Regions from separate parts of the Homo sapiens genome. Here region 2 is linked to region 1. Evidence: read pairs that join two places in POLR2A ChIA-PET (ENCODE). Cell type or tissue: HepG2. All regions are shown on one strand. Each heading gives the region's core, and the rest is flanking DNA. Links, peaks and the distances in the headings are about the cores only. Region 1 has its middle 42 kb from the start of PTMA. Region 2 overlaps PDE6D (phosphodiesterase 6D).

What was found. Peaks named below come from ENCODE experiments on the same cell type or tissue, not always from the same donor. Only the 100,000 strongest peaks of a DNase experiment are listed, where the experiment ranks them.
Region 2: POLR2A ChIA-PET joins it to region 1 with 6 read pairs; 6 of 35 experiments call an interaction of 5 or more read pairs at or near these places.

What each region holds. Positions count from the first base shown.
Region 1 is chr2:231,661,453-231,671,140 of GRCh38, reverse strand. No RefSeq gene overlaps it. Among named protein-coding and RNA genes, the nearest start is that of PTMA, 42 kb to the left of the region's middle. RefSeq lists silencers at 1-121, 4,005-4,064, 8,937-9,136 and enhancers at 2,011-2,547, 3,949-4,243, 4,295-4,514, 4,160-4,695, 4,845-4,904 and 3 more. In HepG2, for the core only: no CTCF peak of the experiment used is centred there; DNase peaks (open chromatin) are centred at 4,090 and 4,580; H3K4me3 peaks cover 1,065 bases; H3K27me3 peaks cover 4,261 bases.
Region 2 is chr2:231,738,127-231,747,814 of GRCh38, reverse strand. It overlaps PDE6D (phosphodiesterase 6D), which reads left to right. Exons shown (of 5, transcript NM_002601.4): 2 at 8,627-8,715; 3 at 9,677-9,688. Among named protein-coding and RNA genes, the nearest start is that of MIR1244-1, 30 kb to the right of the region's middle. In HepG2, for the core only: no CTCF peak of the experiment used is centred there; no DNase peak of the experiment used is centred there; H3K27me3 peaks cover 773 bases.

The sequences.
Region 1 (9,688 bases), core at 665-8,664:
TCCCCTCCCATTCCCCCCCACCCAACCCTGCCTGAGCCTCTGTGGCCACCAGGTGGCCTGTTGAGGGACGGTGCCACAAAACCCCTTCAGGGGAGGAAAACCTCTCTGGTTTTCCAGAGGCCCCAGTTCCTTCCTGGGATAGTCTGGATCTCACTCCTTCTGCCTTTGGACTACAAGTTCAGATCCAGCCTGGTCTTAGCCAGAGCCTCCTCCCTGCCCTTCATCAAATCTGCAACCTGTGTGGCCGGGCGTGGTGGCTCACGCCTGTAATCCCAGCACTTTGGAAAGCCAAGGCAGGTGGATCACCTGAGGTCAGGAGTTCAAGACCAGCCTGGCCAACATGGTGAAACCCTGTCTCTACTAAAACTACAAACATTAGCCGGGCGTGGTGGCGGGCACCTGTAATTCCAGCTACTTGGGAGGCTCAGGCAGGAGAATCGCTTGAACCCGGGAGGCAGAGGTTGCAGTGAGCCAAGATTGCACCACTGCACTCCAGCCTGGGCAACAAGAGTGAAACTCCATCTCAAAAAAAAAAAAAAAGACCTGCAACCTGTGGGCTGGGGTGAGAGGGATGAGTTTGACCTGGCCCCTCACGGCAGAGGGGACCAGGACCCCCCAGCGTCCCAGGTGCCATATGAAGTCTGCCAGCCACCAGCCTGTGGCAGTTCCCCACCTCCTAGCCCTTGGGAGTCAGTCAGCAAACACTTATTAACCCAGAACTGTGTGTTCACAACTACCTCATGCCTATGTGGCTCTCTGGGCCGGCAAAGCTGAGCCACAGTGCCTGGAAGCCCTGGGGCCCAGGGGCTCCTCCACCCACAGTCAGACAACTGCTGATGACCTGGTTATGGGTCTCTCAGCTTGGGGACTGGGAGACCCCCAATGCCAGGTCTCGCTCACTGAGGAAACTAAGCAAGGGGCACACTCTGGCATCTTCTTGCCCCACAACGAGACTGTTGGCCCCTTGAACAGGTTCCACCTAGGAGGGCCTGGGGCTGCCCTCTTCCAAGGTGTGGTACCATTGCCATACAAAGCAAGGAGCCCCATGCTTTGCTAAAACTCTGGAAGTTAAAGTTGCATCTCTGCTGCACCAAGGACCAGCCTGGGGCTCAGAGAGATGCACCTATGGCGTGATGCTGAAATAAGCCCTCGCAGGGCAGGTTGTGCGGACAGCAGCATGGAGTGCACCCCGAGGGGTGGCATGCCCCACTCCACTTCTGTGCCATTCAGGACAGTCCTGGAAAACTGAGTTCACTGCAGAGGGCCCACTGCTCAAAAGAACTCTGCAACCTGCATGTGGTAGAGGCGTGGGAAGGATGAGGAATGTTCTGGAAACCCTGTCTGTCATATGTGAGATGGTGCTGTATAGCCTAGAGTAGATGACTGCAAGGCAGCACCATGGCTAACATTCAGTATTGCTTCATCCATCATTCCGGCAGCATATCCATTGAACATCGCTACATCCCAGCTTTGTATGAGGTGGTGGGATGCAGCGGGTAGCAAACCACCCTGTAACTCTGCTTTCACAGAACACACAGAACAAGGACCACGAGGACAGACGCTGAAGGAGGAAAATTTTAATTCCTTTAAGTATAAGACAGAACACACCCGCCGGGCGTGGTGGCTCGCACCCGTAATCCCAGCACTTTGGGAGGCCAAGGCAGAAGGATCACTTGAGCCTAGGAGTTCAAGACTGGCCTGGGCAACATGGCAAAACCCTGCCTCTGCTAAAAATACAGAAATAAGTGGGGCATGGTGGCACACACCTATAGTCCCAGCTACTTTGAGGGGGAGTGGATTGAGAAGGTAGGATCGCTCAAGCCCAGGAAGTCAAGGCTGCAGTGAGCCATGATCATGCCACTGCAATCCAGCCTAGGTGACAAAGAGAGACTATCTCAAAAACAAGAAGCAAAACAAAACCATACCAAGGCAGTGAGTTCCCCGCTGCTGGAAGCAATCAAGGAAGCAGTAGAAGAGATTTCTGCTTTGGGTAGTTGGGTTGAATGAGATGACCACTAAGATCCCTTTGAACACCAAGGTTTGGCCATTTTATCAGCATCTGGATTGTGAAGTGTCTGATGCTTCTGAGTGTCCATTTCCCCATCTACCTTCTACAGATTCCTGAGACCTCCCCCAGTATGGAAAGAGAATCTTAAAACTGAAGAGTCTGTACACTGATGTATTAACCAGATTCTCTACTTCAGCTCTGGGATCCTAGTGTACCACAGAAGACTGGGTCTCGAACTGGGGGGCTTGAATCCTACCCATTCCCACTGAATCAGGATGGGGCAAGTTGGGCTGGGGCCAATGGGAGCTCTGAGGCAGGAGGTGACTTTCCCAGTGTCAGGTGGTAAGGGTAGTCGCTGGGAGGAAGGCACTTTAGAGATGCATGTCCCTTGACCAAGGGAGGAAGGCAATTTAGAGATGGATGTCCCTTGACTGAGGGACCAAGGACAGACCCCGGGGAGCCGAGCATCAAGGGGCTGTCGGAGAAAAGATGGGAGTCGCAGGGCCAGCTGGCAGCCAGGCCCAGCAGGCTCATCCCCTCAGCCCGGTGGGGGTGGTACTGGCGGTGCTGGCATGCCAAGGCCTCCTAGACCAGGGTTAACTTTCGGAGTCAGCCTCAACCTATATACTCCCTGAAATCAGACCAATTCAAGATGCACTGGAATGAGCACATTTCTTACTGGAGCCCCATTTAAAAAATATCCTGGCCAGGCACGGTGGCTCATGCCTGTAATCCCAACACTTTGGGAGGCCAAGGCAGGCAGATCACCTGAGGTCAGGAGTTCGAGACCAGCCCAGCCAACATGGTGAAACCCCATTTCTACTAAAAATACAAAAATGCCGGGCGCAGTGGCTCATCATGCCTGTAATCTCAGCACTTTGGGAGGCCGAGGCAGGCGGATCACCTGAAGTCAGGTGGTCGAGACCAGCCTGACCAACATGGAGAAACCCCATCTCTACTAAAAATACAAAATTAGCTGGGTGTGGTGGCACGTGCCTGTAATCCCAGCTACTTGGGAGGCTGAGGCAGGAGAATTGCTTGAACCTGGGAAGCGGAGGTTGCAGTGAGCCGAGATTGCACCGTTGCACTCCAGCCTGGGCAACAAGAGGGAAACTCTGTCTCAAAAAAAAAAAACAAACAACAACAAAAACAAAAATTAGCCAGGTGTGTCTCAAAAAACAAAACAAAACAAAAAAAATTCTCCAGGTATGGTGGCAGGTGCTTATAATCCCAGCTACTTGGGAAGCTGAGGCAGGACAATCGCTTGAACCCAGGAGGCAGAGGTTGCAGTGAGCCGAGATTGCTCCATTGCACTTCAGCCTGAGCGACAGAGTGAGACTCTGTCTCAAGAAAAAAAAAAAAAGCCATAAAACAACAATAAAATACATATCCCATGGGGAACACGCCCTGTCAGCCATTCAAATCTGCTTTAAAGGCTGTCACCTTGGAGAAATGACACTGGCCTGAGAAGCTAGGGCAGTTCGGGGGTCTGAGTAGACATCCCAGGGGATCAGGCCTGGGGTGTGCTAACCAGACTCTGGACAGCTGGGGTGCCCCCTGAGGTCAATGTCCTACACCCCGAGAGCAAGTGCAGGGACCATGCAGCCTTGCGTTGCTGTGGGAGGCAGCTATGCTGGGTCTGCCCAGTTTCTTTTTCTTTTCTCTTTCTTTCTTTTTTTTTTGAGATAGGGTCTTATTTTGTTGCCCAGGCTGGAGTGTAGTGGCGTGATCTCGGCTCTCTCCAGCCTTGAACTTCTAGGCTCAGGTGATTCTCCTGCCTCAGCATCCAGAGTAGCTGGGACCACAGGCGTGCACCGTCACACCTGGCTAATTTTTTTCTGTAGAGACGGGGTCTCACTGTGCTGGCCAGGTTGGTCTCAAACTCCTGGGCTCAAGCAATCTGCCCCCCTCGGCCTCCCAAAGTGCTGAGATTACAGGTGGGAGCCCTGGCGTTGTTGGCTGTTTTGCTTTCAGCGCTCACGGAGGGCTAGCACCTGCGGCAGGCTTGGGAACAGAGGGAGCCGCATTTCCAGAGACACAGCTCCTCCACTTCCCACCCCGGGCCGTCCCTCCCATGAGTCACCCTGTTATCCCCCCACAGCCAAATATAGCTCCCAAAGCCTGCCGGAAACAAAGGGAGTAGCGCCGTGCCTGGTGCTGAGTGGGGGGCGGTGCGGGAGGCGCACCCTGAGGCTAGGGGCCTGCCAGCCCACCCTTCACCCCTTCCTGTCCCGGGGCTGGGGTCTCTGCTGTACCTCTAATCTCACAGTTTCTCTTGCAAACACGGGGAATTTGGGGAAACATCCCGTACAGAAGCAGTGACCACTTCCTCCTAGGGGATTGTGGGCCACTCCAGGGGACAAAGAGCCAGGTGGGGGTCCGTTCCTCCACAAGATGAGGCCAAGATCCTGTTGGGCAGGGGCTCTGCTTCTGCGATCACCCAGGGTGTGTCCGGCCCTGGCCCTCCCCAGCAGCCTCTAGGGTGTCGCCCGGGCACTCAGAGCCACCACATAAGGAAATGTTTGTGCCTCGGGGGCTGGGCAGTGGCTCACACACGTCCTCCCTCCCTCTCTCCCCGCCCAGCCTGCCTCCCAGATGGCCTGGGCTGGGGCAGTTGGACCCAGGAGGAACCGCCCTGAGGCCAGGGGTGGGGAATCGGCCCAGCCTACAATTCACCTCAGGCCTCAGCTGAGGACAAGGCAGGGAGAGGGCCGGATGCCGGGCGTATGGGCCACACTTGGTGGTCCTCCTGCTGCGCCGCCTCAGGGGACTCCCTGCCTGGCTTTGCCTGTGCTGGCCGGAAATCATCTCCCCTTACTCCCCAGCAATGCAAGCTGCATGTGCAGCAGGAGGGAGGGTAGGACACATCGGAAACCACCGGGCTCGGCGATTGGGCTTTGAGATCTTGGAGCTACCACACCCAAGAGACTAGGAGCTGAGGGTGGCCGGGAGGAATCTACTCCCTGAAGAGCGCCCACCCACCCAGCCCAGTGTTTCCCCTGGGAGCCCAGGGCAGCCTTACTTCTCGGGGTTGTAACTAGGCCTCCTGACTACCCCCAGCCACCACTTACATGGGAAACATTTTATAACCTGCTTTCTGGCGGGCAAGGCCAGGCTCCCGTGGGCTGCCTTCCTTCTGAAGTTTTCCATTCAATTATTTACACGAGCCCACAGACCTCTGCAGGAAGTCGGCAGGCACAGGGTAGCATTTATTCTTCTGCTGTCTCATTTGTGGAGGGACCTCCCTTCTCTTGAATGTGGCTCCTTTGGAGGTCAGAGACTGAGGACGGTGGCATCATCTAGATCCCCGTTGTTTATTCTTGAGGCCAGAGCATTGCCCACCAGGTGTTTCCCAGGCACGGACCCCTTGCCCAGCGTGGCATTCAGAGGGGGCAGCTCCGGCCGCCTGCTCAGGAGTGGGGTGGGATGGGGAGCTGCCTCTGGAGCCTTGTGCTGAAGGAGAGGACCGTTGACGGAGAAGGACATCACCCAAGTCCTGGGGCCTTTGGGGAAAGTAGGAAACCTGCCTGTCCTACAGGAGAAGAGACCACCTCACCAACTTTGAAGGATGCAGGCCTTGTTTAGAGCAGATCTCAGAATTGGTGCCCTGCGGGCTCCAGGCCTTGGCCCTGCTGGTGGATGAAAGTGGCACAACCTGCCCTGAGGCCTGAGTGTCACGGGAACAACAGCTAGACGGCTAGACACTGGCCCCCTCACCCCACCTCCCAGGGTGGCACGGCTGTCCAGATATGGTGCTGAGGGAGGTCAGTGGGATAGCCCCACCATGGCCTCCCCCGCAGACTGCCCTGCACTGAGGACTGTCCCCATCCCCTTCTGAGGAGGGTCCCAACTGGTGTCCCAGAGTGCAGTCAACTCCCCGTTACTCCCAGAAGCAGGGGCTGGGGGCAATTCCCAGGCCTGGGAAAGAGGAAGGCAGTGCCTGGCAGGGCCACTCTCTTGGTGGGGAGAAGGGCCTGCCGCCATCCAATCCCCAGCTTCTCTGTTTTAATTCAAGATGCACGGGGCTGGGTGGGGAGGGTGAAGGCAGGTCCAGGTTCAGTGGAAAGAAGCTGTTTGTCTGCTTCTGGACCCTCATGTCCTGGGACTTGGGCCTGTATGTTCCTTAGAGGCAGGAACTGCTCCACAGCTCTATCTCTAGTCCAGACAGAGGCTTAACAGACCATGTGCTCAGAAAGTATCTTTTGGGTGACAGAAAAAAAGCCTTCATTTCCGTTTCAGATAAAACAGATCTGGTCTAGGCTGGGCGCGGTGGAACACGCCTGTAATCCTAGCACTTTGGGAGGCTGAAGCGGGAATATCATCTGAGGTCAGGAGTTTGAGACCAGCCTGGCCAAGAAAACCCCGTCTCTACTAAAAAGACAAAAAACTAGGCAGGCGTGGTAGCATGTGCCTGTAATCCCGAAATTGCACCTCTGCACTCCAGCCTGGGCAATAAAGCAAGACTCTCTCTCAAAACAAAAAAGTGTCTTCTGGGTGACTGAAAAAAAACCTTCATTTCAGATTAAAAAAAAAAAAATCTGGCCTAGGACGGGTGCATTGGCTAGTGCCTGTAATCCCAGCACTTTGGGAGGCTGAGGCGGGTGGTTCACTTGAGGCCAGGAGTTCGAGACCAGCCTGGCCAACATAGTGAAACCCCATTTCTACTAAAAATACAAAAATTAGCCAGGTGTGGTGATACATGCCTATAATCCCAGTTGCTCAGGAGGCTGAGGCATGAGAATCGCTTGAACCCAGGTGGTGGAGGTTGCAGTAAGCTGAGATCATATTACCTGCACTCCAGCCTGGGCAAGAGAACAAGACTCTGTCTCCAAAAAAAGGAAAAAGAAAAAAGATCTGGCCTACAGCAAAAAGGCTGTCCTGCAAAGTGTGCGAAGTGGCCCCTGCTCCCTGAGACATGTTCCAATGAGCTGGGGACAGACACATTGGGGACCTCGTGGAGAGGGATTCTCAAGGCAAACGCAGACACCTCCAGGGAGAGGTTTTCCGTGAGCATGACTGGAGAGTACCCGTAACCATAAACAGAGGACGGGCCGGGCGCGGTGGCTCACATCTGTAATCCCAAGCACTCTGGAAGGCCGAGGCGGGTGGATCACCTGAGGTCAGGAGTGCCTGAACCCAGCAGACAGAGGTTGCAGTGAGCCTACACGGTGCCAACTGCACTCCAGCCTGGGCGACAGAGACTCCGTCTCAAAAAAGAAAAAAAAAAAATCAGAGGGGACTAGGCTGCTGAGGGAGAGACAAGGAGGGCCTCACCAGGGGACCTCGGCAGTCACTCCAGCTCTGATGCTTGCCATCCCGCGTGTCTGGGACAGGTCCTCTGTGCCGTGGCGTCTCCCTCCATTTCCACCACCAGAGGTACTGTTCTTATGCAGACAACCTGCCCAGGCCTTTCATGGCAGTGCAGGGCTGGAGCCTGCAGTCCGAGTCCCTCTCCCGGAAAGAGGCCTGTGCTCCATACAGAAGCCACGAGGAGCAGTAGCCCGCGAAGGTGTCAACAGTGGGCACACGGGCTCTACCCCCAGGCCCCAGCTGCTTCTCCCCACTGCTCCCTAGGGAGGCCAGTCCATGCGAGCTCTCACTTCAGACGCCTGCCCAAGTCTTCTGCCCCCCGAGCCTCACCAACAGGTCCCTTCCCCACACACTCCTCTCCATGACCTGCCTCCTCTGCTTCCACCCACCATCCTCTCAAATGAGACTGAATGCCTCCCCAAACAGTCCTGGGCCCATTACCCTATTCCCTCTACCCCATGCCCTGGTCTCGGCTCACGGCTTCCTCCAGGCCGCTTCCCCTGTCATTGACAAGCCAAGCGCCTCCTTCACAGTGGTCTCAGGTTGTCCTAACTGCCTATTTCTAGGCGTTTCTCCCACTGGCTTCATGCTCTGCGTCACTATCACCGTGTGCGCCCAAGTGCAAAGTTGGGTCCAGGGCAGGAGCCAAAAAATCAGTGAAGAAAGAACGAAGGAAAGATTAAAAATTGCTTGGGGTGGTCGGCAGATTATGCTTTGCATGTAAACTGGGCAAGTGCAAATGAATCCAAAACAGGCCGGAAACAAGATCGTGTTCGCGGGCCACAGACAGCGGAGGCGGGGCTAGCACTCGAGGGTCCACGTACATCCCCGGGCCGCGCAAACAGCGGCTTCTGTGAACCACTACATTCCTGAATGCACGTGTCCGTGCACACCCGGACCTGTGCAAACACAAATGCGGACATTCTCGGGTCCAAGTACATCCTCGAGGTCGTGCACATACGAAAACATGGAAACCCGCGGGTTCGTGCATGCCAGAGTTTTGGTGTGCGTGCTAGGGAGTGTAAGCAAGGGTATGCGCACACTTCCGAGGTTGTGCACATACAGAAAGGCGCACGCCCCAGGGTTCTGCACACAGAAGGACGTGCACACCCCCGAGGTCAGCCGGCAGACCCTTCTTGAGGAGGTAGAGGCGCCTAATTCCCCCCATATTTGGGCAACGCTGCAAGCTCTAGGCGCCATCTTCGCTCCGCGGGCAGCGGAAGGACCTGCAGACAGCGAAGCCCTGGCGCTTGGGCATTTGTTGTGCCGGCTTCCGGGCGTCCATCACGCGGAAGCCGCGCCCCAGACGCGGGAGACGCGGCGGAGCACGAAATGGCGGGCGAGGGGCGGAGCGAAGGCGGCCCGGGGCGGAGCGGCCGAGAGCCTCGCCCACTCTTGACTCCAGGCTTGGCGCACCGCCTGAACCCTTGCGCAGGCGCACAGCACGGCGCGCGTTCCCGCGTTCCTTCCGACGCGCGCTAGAACACAAAGGGCTGGAGGGAAAGCACGGAGCGCTGCAAACTTGCGGAGCGGCTCGTGGTGTGGAGCGGCCTGGAGCGGACTCTCAAGGGCCGGAGCCGGGCTCGCCGGCACTGCGCTCGGGCGCAGGGTGGGGCGCGACACGGCACTGGTTCCCTTGCCCTCTCTCTCCGGCCGTGGCCGCCTCGCGGGCCGGGGTGGGCGCCCAGGGCGCAGGCGCCGGTGCGCGGGTGGGACCAGGAGCCTCCATTTTCCCTCGCACGCGCTAATGGCGCAGCTGGGCCCTCTTCCTCTGGCGGGGGTGAAAATTCCCCTCCGGGGAAGCCCGAGGCGCTCGCTCCCCAAACTCTTTCGTCGGTGCGCGTGCTTAAAGCGGGCGGATGAAGCGTTCTTGAAAGTGCCTACACCTTTTGAGATGTGATTCTGAGTTGTTCATAGAAAAAGAAAAGACATACCCTTCCGCAAATTCATCCCCATAGTTTGCAACTTTCTACTTCAAATTGGGGTTATGGATTTGGGGGAGGCAAAAATAAGTTTAAAAATTTCCATTAAAGAGATGTTCCTGTAAAACAATGATCAAGAAAATGTTTAAAAGCAAACCTTAGCCATAAAACTAATACAAGTTCTTGGTAGAAGTTTGTTTTTGAGACGGAGTTTCGCTGTCGTTGCCCAGGCTGGAGTTCAGTGGCGCGATCTCAGCTCACTGCAACTTCCGCCTCCCGCTTTCAAGCAATTCTGCGTCAGTCTCCCTATGAGCTGGGACTACAGGCGCCCACCACCACGCCCAGTTAATTTTTGTATTTTTAGTAGAGAAGGGGTTTCACCATGTTGGCCAGGATGGTCTCGATATATTGACCTCGTGATCTGCCCGCCTCAGCCTCCAAAAGTGCT
Region 2 (9,688 bases), core at 1,198-9,197, 76 kb before region 1:
GGCTGTGAAGAATAAGGTTAAGAGTACTCAGGCTGCTTGGTGCAGGTGAGAAGAGGTATTAGTGTATTGGAGAAAGAGTTAAGAGGCTTTTGTGCCTAGGGCATAGTGATTGAGGGGCCTTGTAGACCATGGAAAGAACTCGATTTTTTTAAGTGCAGAGGAAAGCCAGGGATTGACATCTAACTTACAGTTTTAAAAGACCCTTTCCTTCTATGAAGAGAATGGAGAAGGAGGCAAGAATAGAAGCGGGGAAAACCAGTCAGAATGCTAGATGGGAGACAATAAAGAATTAATTGTCATTGATAATAATAATAGCTAACACATGGCTTACTAATGCCAAGGACTGTTGTAGCACATTTTATGAACCAGCTCATTTAAATGTGCTCTTCAGTTAGCACACTCTTTCATTCTTTAAAGTATCATAGGTCGGGTGTGGTGGCTCACGCCTGTAATCCCAGCACTCTGGGAGGACGAGGCAGGCGGATCACCTGAGGTCAGGAGTTCAAGACCAGCCTGGCCAACATGGTGAAACCCCGTCTCTACTAAAAATACAAAAATTAGCCAGGTGTGGTGGCGCATGCCTGTAATCCCAGCTACTCAGGAGGCTAAGACAGGAGAATCGCTTGAACCCGGGAGGCGGAGGTTGCAGTGAGCCGAGATCGCACCACTGCACTCCAGCCTGGGCAACAAAGAGCGAAACTCCATCTCAAAAGAAAAAAAGTATCATCGTTTGGATGATAAATTACACGAAACTATGAACCAGCCAATTAACATTTTCAGAGGAGCTTAACACTTGGAATACTTAGTCTTCCTCCTGTTCTCATCAATTTCAAACTGTCTTGTGAAACTCACTAACCCAGACAGCTATACAGTATTAAAGTAGGAAGAAAACTGTATGGGATCTATCTCCAAATTTTCGGAGACTCTTCCTTTTTGTTGCCTTCTGTCCTGGCTCTGTCTCTTGGTTCTGAGTTGTATGTGGGCCTTTCTGTGTTTTTTCTCAGTCTTTTTTTCCCCTTCACTCCGTCCCTGTGTCTCTCCTGTGTGTGTCCCCCGTGTTTCTTTTCTCTTTCTGCTTTTTGTCTTCCCCATTCCTTCTCACTCTCTGTTCTCTTACCCTGATTTCTCTTTCTTCCTCCTTCAACTGGCCGGTGAGGTACGGGCATGTAGTGTGGATCTGTTTATTATATAAAAAATGATGTTGACTATTTCCATTTAAAACGAATCAAGTCTCTCAGAACCAGTGTACTCATTCCAAAATACTCATAGATGATTGTTACAAACTACTTTAACAGGAGTGTCCAATCTTTTGGCTTCCCTGGGCCACATTGGAAGAAGAATTATCTTGGAGCACATGTAAAATACACCAACGGGCCAGGCACTGTGGCTCATGCCTGTAATCCCAGCACTTTGGGAGACCGAGGCAGGTGGATTGCTTGAGGTCAGGGGTTTGAGACCAGCCTGGGCAACATAGTGAAACCCCGTCTGTACTAAAAATACAAAAAATTAGCCGGACATGGGGGCGGGCACATGTAATCCCAGCTACTCAGGATGCTGAGGCAGGAGAATCACTTGAACCTGGGACGTGGAGGTTGCAGTGAGCCGAGATTGCACCACTGCACTCCAGCCTGGACAACAGATTGGGACTCCGTCTCAAAAATAAAATAAAGTAAAATAAAAATTAAAAAATAAAATACACTGACGATAGCTGATGAACTAAAAAATAAATAAAAAAGTTTTAAGAAAGTTTACAAATTTGTGTTGGGCCACATGCAGCCCAGAGGCCATGGGTTGGACAAGCTTGGTTCAAATCATTTTATTATCCTGTTTTCTACTTTCACATCTCTCAAGGAAATTTACCTAGTACCCCGTTCATCTAACTGATCTCTTCTGATCCCCAATCCTTCCCTTCCCATTCTACCACCCACCTCCTTCACTGCCTTCTATACCTCAAGTCTGCCCCCAGCTCCAGCACCAGACTGCACCTAAATCACACCAGGTCACAACTATTCTGTAAGACACAAGAGGATTTGCGTAACCTGTGTTGAGCCAAGTGTCACCCATTCTTCCATAATATTTATGGAATATTTACTTCCTTTTTTACCTTTCCTAACGCTTAATACTTTGCAAACTATTGGTTTTGTTCTGAAGCTTACTTTTAAGATATTCTTATTTTACATACGAAAGTGCTTCCTTATGTTTGCCTGGTTCCAAATTAGAGGGTACCAGAGCCCGATCTCCTCTAAGCAGGAGGCTTCCCATAGGAAAGGAATGTTCCTTTGTGCTCATCCTTCGTATAAATCACCAGGGAGCTTTTAAATGAACAAAGACCTGGCTGACCCAGAGGGTAGAACTTATAAATAGTACTCCAGCCCCTCCTTTAAAGCCTGTCCACCTAATCCTCCTCTCAAGATTGGAAGTGACTTGACCTTTGAGTCTTAAAACTCAGGCTCTTTTTCTCTAAAAAATCTGGTTAGCAGTAAGCTGTTAAAACAAATATGTTTTTAGCCAGATGATGACCAATCATCAAAGCTTGTCTTTCATTTCTAGCATTTTTAGCCAAATGTTTCCTCGGTTTTTTTTGTGTGTTTTTGTTTTTGTTTTGGCTCCTCAGAAGTCAACTTGAAGTTTCCTCTTTTGAGGACCAGCTTTTCTCATTGTTATTATTTTAAGACATCTACCTTAATAACTTTTATTTCTCCTTACTAATAGACTATTATGGATTTCCATTTTATAAAGATGTTCCCAAATTGCTGCATTTCTACCATGAACTAAGGGCTTCCTTTTCACCCCTAAAATTACAGAACTTAGAGGGGCCTTCAATGGCCTCAATCCCAACGTCGTTGGATGGAGCTCTCTTTGTATTTCTCTAATGCTGTATTGAGGATAAAATCTTACAAAACTTGTTAAGGATTAAAATGTGCAAGGATTATAAAATGATGCACATGATATAGATACTGGTAGATAATTTTCCAGATTAGGGCACATGCAGGAATAACTATGTATATTGAACTGGCTAAACATATAAATATATTTTATAGAATATATTTTTATGTGATTCCCAAAAAGATAAGCAATTAGGGCCGGGCACGGTGGCTCAACGCCTGTAATCCCAGCATTTTGGGAGGCCGAGGCAGGCAGATCACCTCAGGTTGGGAGTTCGAGACCAGCCTGACCAACATGGAGAAACCCCATCGCTACTAAAAATACAAAATTAGCCGGGCATGGTGGCGCATGCCTGTAATCCCAAATACTCAGGAGGCTGAGGCAGGAGAATCACTTGAACCCGGGAGGCGGAGGTTGTGGTGAGCCGAGATCGTGCCATTCACTCCAGTCGGGGCAACAAGAGCGAAACTCTGTCTCCAAAAAAAAAAAAAAAAGAAAAGCAATTAAGTCCTTAACCTGGTTATTTACAGAGAAAAGACATTCATGTTGTGGAAATCAACCATGTATTTTTAGCTACTTCTCTCCCTTGAAATAAGGGGAGCTTAAATTTACTATTCACTAAATGCCAGATAGAAGACTAATTTAAAACATCTTTCTTTTTTATCATTTAATACATAGATTGAAGAGTAAGTCCTGGCCCCAGGCTTTGCTTTTCTGACCTCTGCCAGTCACAGTAGTGCTTTTTCTGGAAGTTCAGTCTGCTCCAACTGCAGCTTTGTGCAGGGACCCTCCGGGACTTTTCTAGTTTTGCTAGAATGCCTCATCTGCCTGTGAGCCTGGAACTGTAGAAGTCATTTTAGTTTTGTTTAGTCTTATTGTTTAATTTAAGAAAGTCTGATGTCCATGTTGCCGTAGTGGGTACATAGGACACTATCGGCTGTGAAAGAATGAAAAGCTTGTTCAGAGAAGGTCGAATGAGGACTATGTCTTCAGAAAACCTTGGGCTTAGCTGCCTGGGACAGTTTAGATCTGAGCTCAGAGGGGATTGATAGAGCAGTAGTATCTGTTGTTTTCCTTCTGCCGTTGGGAAGCTTTCTCTTAACATATAGAGACCCTGGGATGTGTGAGCATATTTATAGTAATTATAATTGTGAGACATGACCTAAGGAAGTATGTGAACTTGCTTTTGAATTTAGTTGTTTAAAAAAAAAAAGTGGAGTTTGAAAATATGAACCAGAGGAAGGCAGATCACACGGGTGGAGAGGAACGGCACTGTCTGGAGATGTATTGAGCATAGAAGGAGAGTTTGTTAGGAATTGCACACCCTGAGGGGAGAATGACACAGCCAATGTGATCTGAAAGCGACAGTACATTCATGCAGGGATGCCCACAAGCAGGTTGAGTGCACAGAAAGATAGACTCCTCATCACATTGCAGGCACTCTGCTGAATAACCCTTTGTTATATTTTGAGACTTTTCTTTTTTTTTTTTTTTTTTTTTGAGACGGAATCTTGCTCTGTCGCCAGGCTGGAGTGCAGTACATGATCTTGGCTCACTGCTCACTGCAACCTCCGCCTCCTCTGTTCAAGCGATTCTCCTGCCTCAGCCTCCTGATTAGCTGGGACTACAGGCGCACACCACCACGCCCAGCTAATTCTTGTATTTTTAGTAGAAACGGGGTTTCACCATGTTGGCCAAGATGGTCTTGATCTCTTGACCTCGTGATCCGCCCGCCTCGGCCTCCAAAAGTGCTGCAATTACAGGCGTGAGCCACGACGCCCAGCCGAGACTTTTCTCGTATAGCAGCAAAACCTAGACAGAATCTCTCCAGAGGGTAAAATATAGTGTTATTACACACATGATGATTCCAGTCAGCTGTGTTGTTTAGGGTTCTTCACTGCAAGCTATTCAAACAATGGGAAAGGGTATCTGAGGCTTTTGGAGCTGCCTGGAAGTTGAAGGACAGGGTCTGTAGCAAAGACCACACAGTAGGAAAGGGCAGGTTGGCATGCCCCTGCTGCCCCCACCCTGAAGAACTTCCAACTCCCTCGAAAGTCCTGTAGCTTCAGGACCCCAGAACTGGGTAGCACGTGTCCAAGGCTAGGCCTTCTTGTGCTCACCCCTGATTATGCCAGGGCTGGGAGAAAAGGATCTGGCCTTTCTAGCTGCTGTAGTGCAAAGCAGTCACTGCCTTCCACAAGGTAGAGACTCTCTTCTTTGGGAAGAGAGTCTGATCACAAGATAGCAAAAAAAGAAAACCAAAAAAAAGACACATGTAAACTATATCTATATTATACATATATTTATCTGCAGCTCAGTCTCTTCGCAAATATTAACGATCTTTTGCAGACAGCCTCTGTGCTTGCATAATGTTAATTTTCTTTTCCTTTAATGGTTTGTCAATTGTTTTTTAAAACAAAACAAAAAAAACCTTAGCACTCTCTTCTTAAAGTTAGTCTTTATTTTTATTAAGTTGTATGTGTTCATCATTTAAAGAATCATAGTCAGCCGGGCAAGGTGGCTCACACCTGTAATCGCAGCACTTTGGGAGGCCAAGGCAAGCGGATCACCTGAGGTCGGGAGTTTGAGACCAGCCTGAACAACATGGAGAAACCCCATCTCCAGTTAAAAATACAAAAATTAGCCGGGCATGGTGGTGCATGCCTGTAATCCCAGCTACTCAGGAGGCTGAGGCAGGAGAATTGCTTGAACCCAGGAGGTGGAGATTGCAGTGAGCCAAGATCATGCCATTGCACTCCAGCCTGGGCAACAAGAGCGAAACCATCTCAAAAAAAAAACAAAAAACACAGTCTATCTAGTTTCTAATGAAGAGCACCACTCCCTGTCCCCCTATTTTCTACTCCCCAGAGAAAACTATTTTCAATCCTTTTTAGCTTATTTATTTGGTATTCATCTTGGTATTTCTAAAAAGCAAAATGTGGCTATGTCGTAATGTTTCCATTTTAGCATTATTTATCCACTTTCCACTACGGAAAATGACAGTTTTGTTGTTTCTCAACATTTCGTGCCTGACTATCCAGATATACATACTCTTGTTCCCCCATCCTCCCAGGTAAATTATATTGGGTGTTAGCATGTGCTTTCATTGTTATGACCATATCAGCACTACTTGCAATGAAGCCATGAGTTATACTATGACTACTTTTTTCTTCCAGTACTACCTTTAATTTTTCTTGATGTCAGTACTTGGATTTTTGTCATTTGCTTAGATTTTCTGTGCTTCTCATGAATTTGACCCCAAAATCTCCCTCTAATTGTATAAATCTCCTTTCCATATAAACACACTAGGTATTCTATGAATTTTATCTTTTTAAAAGAAAATCTCTTCCTGAGCTTTGTGACCTGCTCTAGCCTGGACCCTGGACTAGTCACTCTCCAGACCTGTTAAAGAGCTATTGTCTTGGGATCTTCCTTCACTGTCACTCAGGGGACTCCCTTCAGCTGTTTCTTGCTTGCTATATCCCATGTCATCCCCTTTCTTGGTTTTCTCTGTCATTTTGATGAAGCCATATTTTCCTTAGTTTCTTAAGAAAGCAAATATTTTTTAGTTTGTTTCAGGAATTGTTTCCCTGAAAATTTTAAAGGCCCTGCTAAGTTGTCTCCTACCCTCCAGGGTTCCTTTTGAATTTGATTTATTCTGATTTTTTTTCCTATTCTGATTTGACCCTTTGTATAATGACTTGTTTAACCTCTGGAAGCTTTTCGCTTTTCTTTATCTTTGATATTCTGTAAATGCACTAATGATGTGACTTGGGCATTTGCTACACCCTTTTTTTTTTTTTTTTTTTTTTTTTGAGACAGGGTTTCGCTCTTGTTGAGGCTGGAGTGCAATGGCGCAATCTCCCGGGTTCAAGTGATTCTCCTGCCTCAGCCTCCTGAGTAGCTGGGATTACAGGCAGGCACCACCACGTCTGGCTAATTTTGTGTTTTCGGTAGAGATGGGGTTTCTCCATGTTGGTCAGGCTGGTCTCGAACTCCCGACTTCAGGTGATCCGCCCGCCTCAGCCTCCCAAAGTGCTGGGATTACAGGTGAGCCATCGCTCCTGGCCTAGACACTTTCCATCTACGAAATTTTCTTGAATTAATTTATTGATGCCATCCTCCCCTCTGTTCTCTCTGTTCTACCTTTCTAGAACTTCTATTAGTTAGACACTAGAACTCTTGGACTATTCTTGGACTATAAGTTTTTGTGCCTTTACTCTCCTTTTTTTTTTTTTTTTTTTTTTTGAGACAGGGTCTCCCTCTGTCGCCCAGGCTGGAGTGCAGTCGCATGATCTCGGCTCACTGCAGCATTGATTTTGTGGACTCAGGCAATCCTCTCACCTCAGCCTCCAGAGTAGCTGGGACCACAGGCATGCACCACCATGACTTGTTAATTTTGTATTTTTGTAGAGATGGGGTTTCACCATGTTTCCCAGGCTAATCTCAAACTCCTGAGCTCAAGGAATCCACCCACCTCAGCCTCCCAAAGTGCTGGAATTACAGGTGTGAGCCACCACACTCAGCCTGCTCTCCTGTTTTCTATCCTTGCCTTTTTCGTTCTGAAAGCTTTCTTCAATTTTGTCTTTGTGTTGAGTTGTTTGGTTCTGCTATCAAAATATATGTGTTTCTAGAGTTCTTTTTTGTTCTCTGAATATTCTTTTTTAAATTGGTATTATTGACTCATTTAATGTATGAAACAATACAGAAACTAGAAAATATAAATACTTATGTTAGAAGGCATTTTCTGACAGAGAACATCAGTTAACCAGCTTCATAAGTTGTAACCTCAAACCAGAGAAATTCACCTAAAATATACAGAATTTTATTATATTAATTTTTAGTGTCTGTAAAGGTTATGTCTTATCTCTCTTTTTTAATGCTCCTTTTTAAAACTTATGTCTTTATCTGTAAGCCTCTTTATTCTTCTAAGTTACTTTTTTCTTTTAGTTTGTTTTGGTCTGTCTTTCATAATAAATGCTTTCTTAAATTTCTGTTGATACTTGGCTATCTTCTCATATTTAAAAACAGGGCACTCAGAGGCTGAGGCAGACAGATCACTTGAGGTCAGGAGTTCGAGACCAGCCTGGCCAACATGGTGAAACCCCATCTCTATTAAAAATACAAAAATAAGCTGGGCTTGGTGACGTGCTCCTATAATTCCAGCTACTCAGGAGGCTGAGGCACAAGAATTGCTTGAACCAAGGAGATGAAGGTTGTAGTGAGCCGAGATTGTGCCACTGCATTCCAGCCTGTGTGACAGAGTGAGACTCTGTTTCAAAAAAAAAAAACAGAGGGGGCCACTACAAAGCAATTTGAGAGTTCTGTGCTTGTGGGTGAAGTTTATGGACTGTGGCATTCACTATAGAGTGATCTTCATGAGTTGTTTCCTTGGGGTACATCTGATATTTGTTTCTTTAGGTATTTTATCTTGGTTGGTCAGATCCTGTTGGTAAATTTTAAATTTTGCACTATTCGTTTTCTGTCCCTTTCTTGCAGTCTCTAGGTGTGTGCAGTCTTAGGATTCTCATAGATAAAAGTAACTTCTCTAGGTTTCTGCTTCTTCCTTTAGATGTCTTTTTGACTCTCCTCACATTCTTATGTGCTTCCATGGCAATGAGCAGTTTGACAAACTTTTTAAAAAGTAAACAAGAGTTGGTGGGAGTAAACATGAGACACCTAGAATACAAAGTGGGAGTCACTTTCAGTGCCTTATTTTTCCTTAGTCATATTTGATCAGAAATTGGATGAACCTTCGGGATGCTGAGACAGGGAAGATACTCTGGCAAGGAACAGAAGACCTGTCTGTCCCTGGTGTGGAGCATGAAGGTACTTTCCAACCCTTTATCTACACAGGGCTGTGACCAATGCCAGACTAGCACCTGAGCATAAGAGAGCTAAGTTAACACATACCTAATAGGCGGGTGAGCCCCTGAAGACACAGCATGTTAATCCATGTGTTGTTGACAGTTTCAGTTACTTTCTTTTTTTTTTTTTTTTTTTTTTTTTGAGACACAGTCTTGCTCTATCACCCAGGCTGGATGGAATGCAGTGGTGTGATCTTGGCTCACTGCAACCTCTGCTTCCCAGGTTCCAGCGATTTTCATGCCTCAGCCTCCCGAGTAGCTGGGACTACAGGCGTGCGCCACCACATCTGGCTAATTTTTGTATTTTGAGTAGAGATGGGGTTTCACCATGTTGGCCATCCTGGTCTCGAACTCCGGACATCAAGTGATCTGCCCGCCTCAGCCTCCCAAAGTGCTGGGATTACAGGTGTGAGCCACCACGCCCAGCCAGTTACTTTCTTAACAGTTCTTTCTCTCACTTCCCAAAACCCATTTTGTGCTGATATTTTACCATTAGAACATACCCAAAGATAGAAACTAAGATCTCAACTTTTTCTCCAAAAGAAAATTTGCATTTTTATCTCCCTGAAGTAAAGAAGAAGGAAGGGGTTAAAATCACCAGAACAGAGTAGAGAGAAGGTACCCATGCAGCCCCCTTCCTGATGAGAGTAGTTAGATGAGGCCCTTAGATGCACAAAACCTGGTGTTCCTTGAAGATCTAATATCTTTCAGATACGGGTGACCAATTAGAGACCTCTGCTTTCAGCCACACAAAGTGTAATGCACTTACCAAGGCATTATCCAAAATGTAAGAAAGTGTTCTCTAAATCAGCTGTAAGAAAGTGTTCTCTAAATCAGCTGTAAGAAGCTCCCAGAAATTTGAAGCATCATAGTCCTGTGGTTTTCATTTAGAAAGGCTTCAACATTTGTTTTTCTCTTACCAGCCCGTGTTCCCA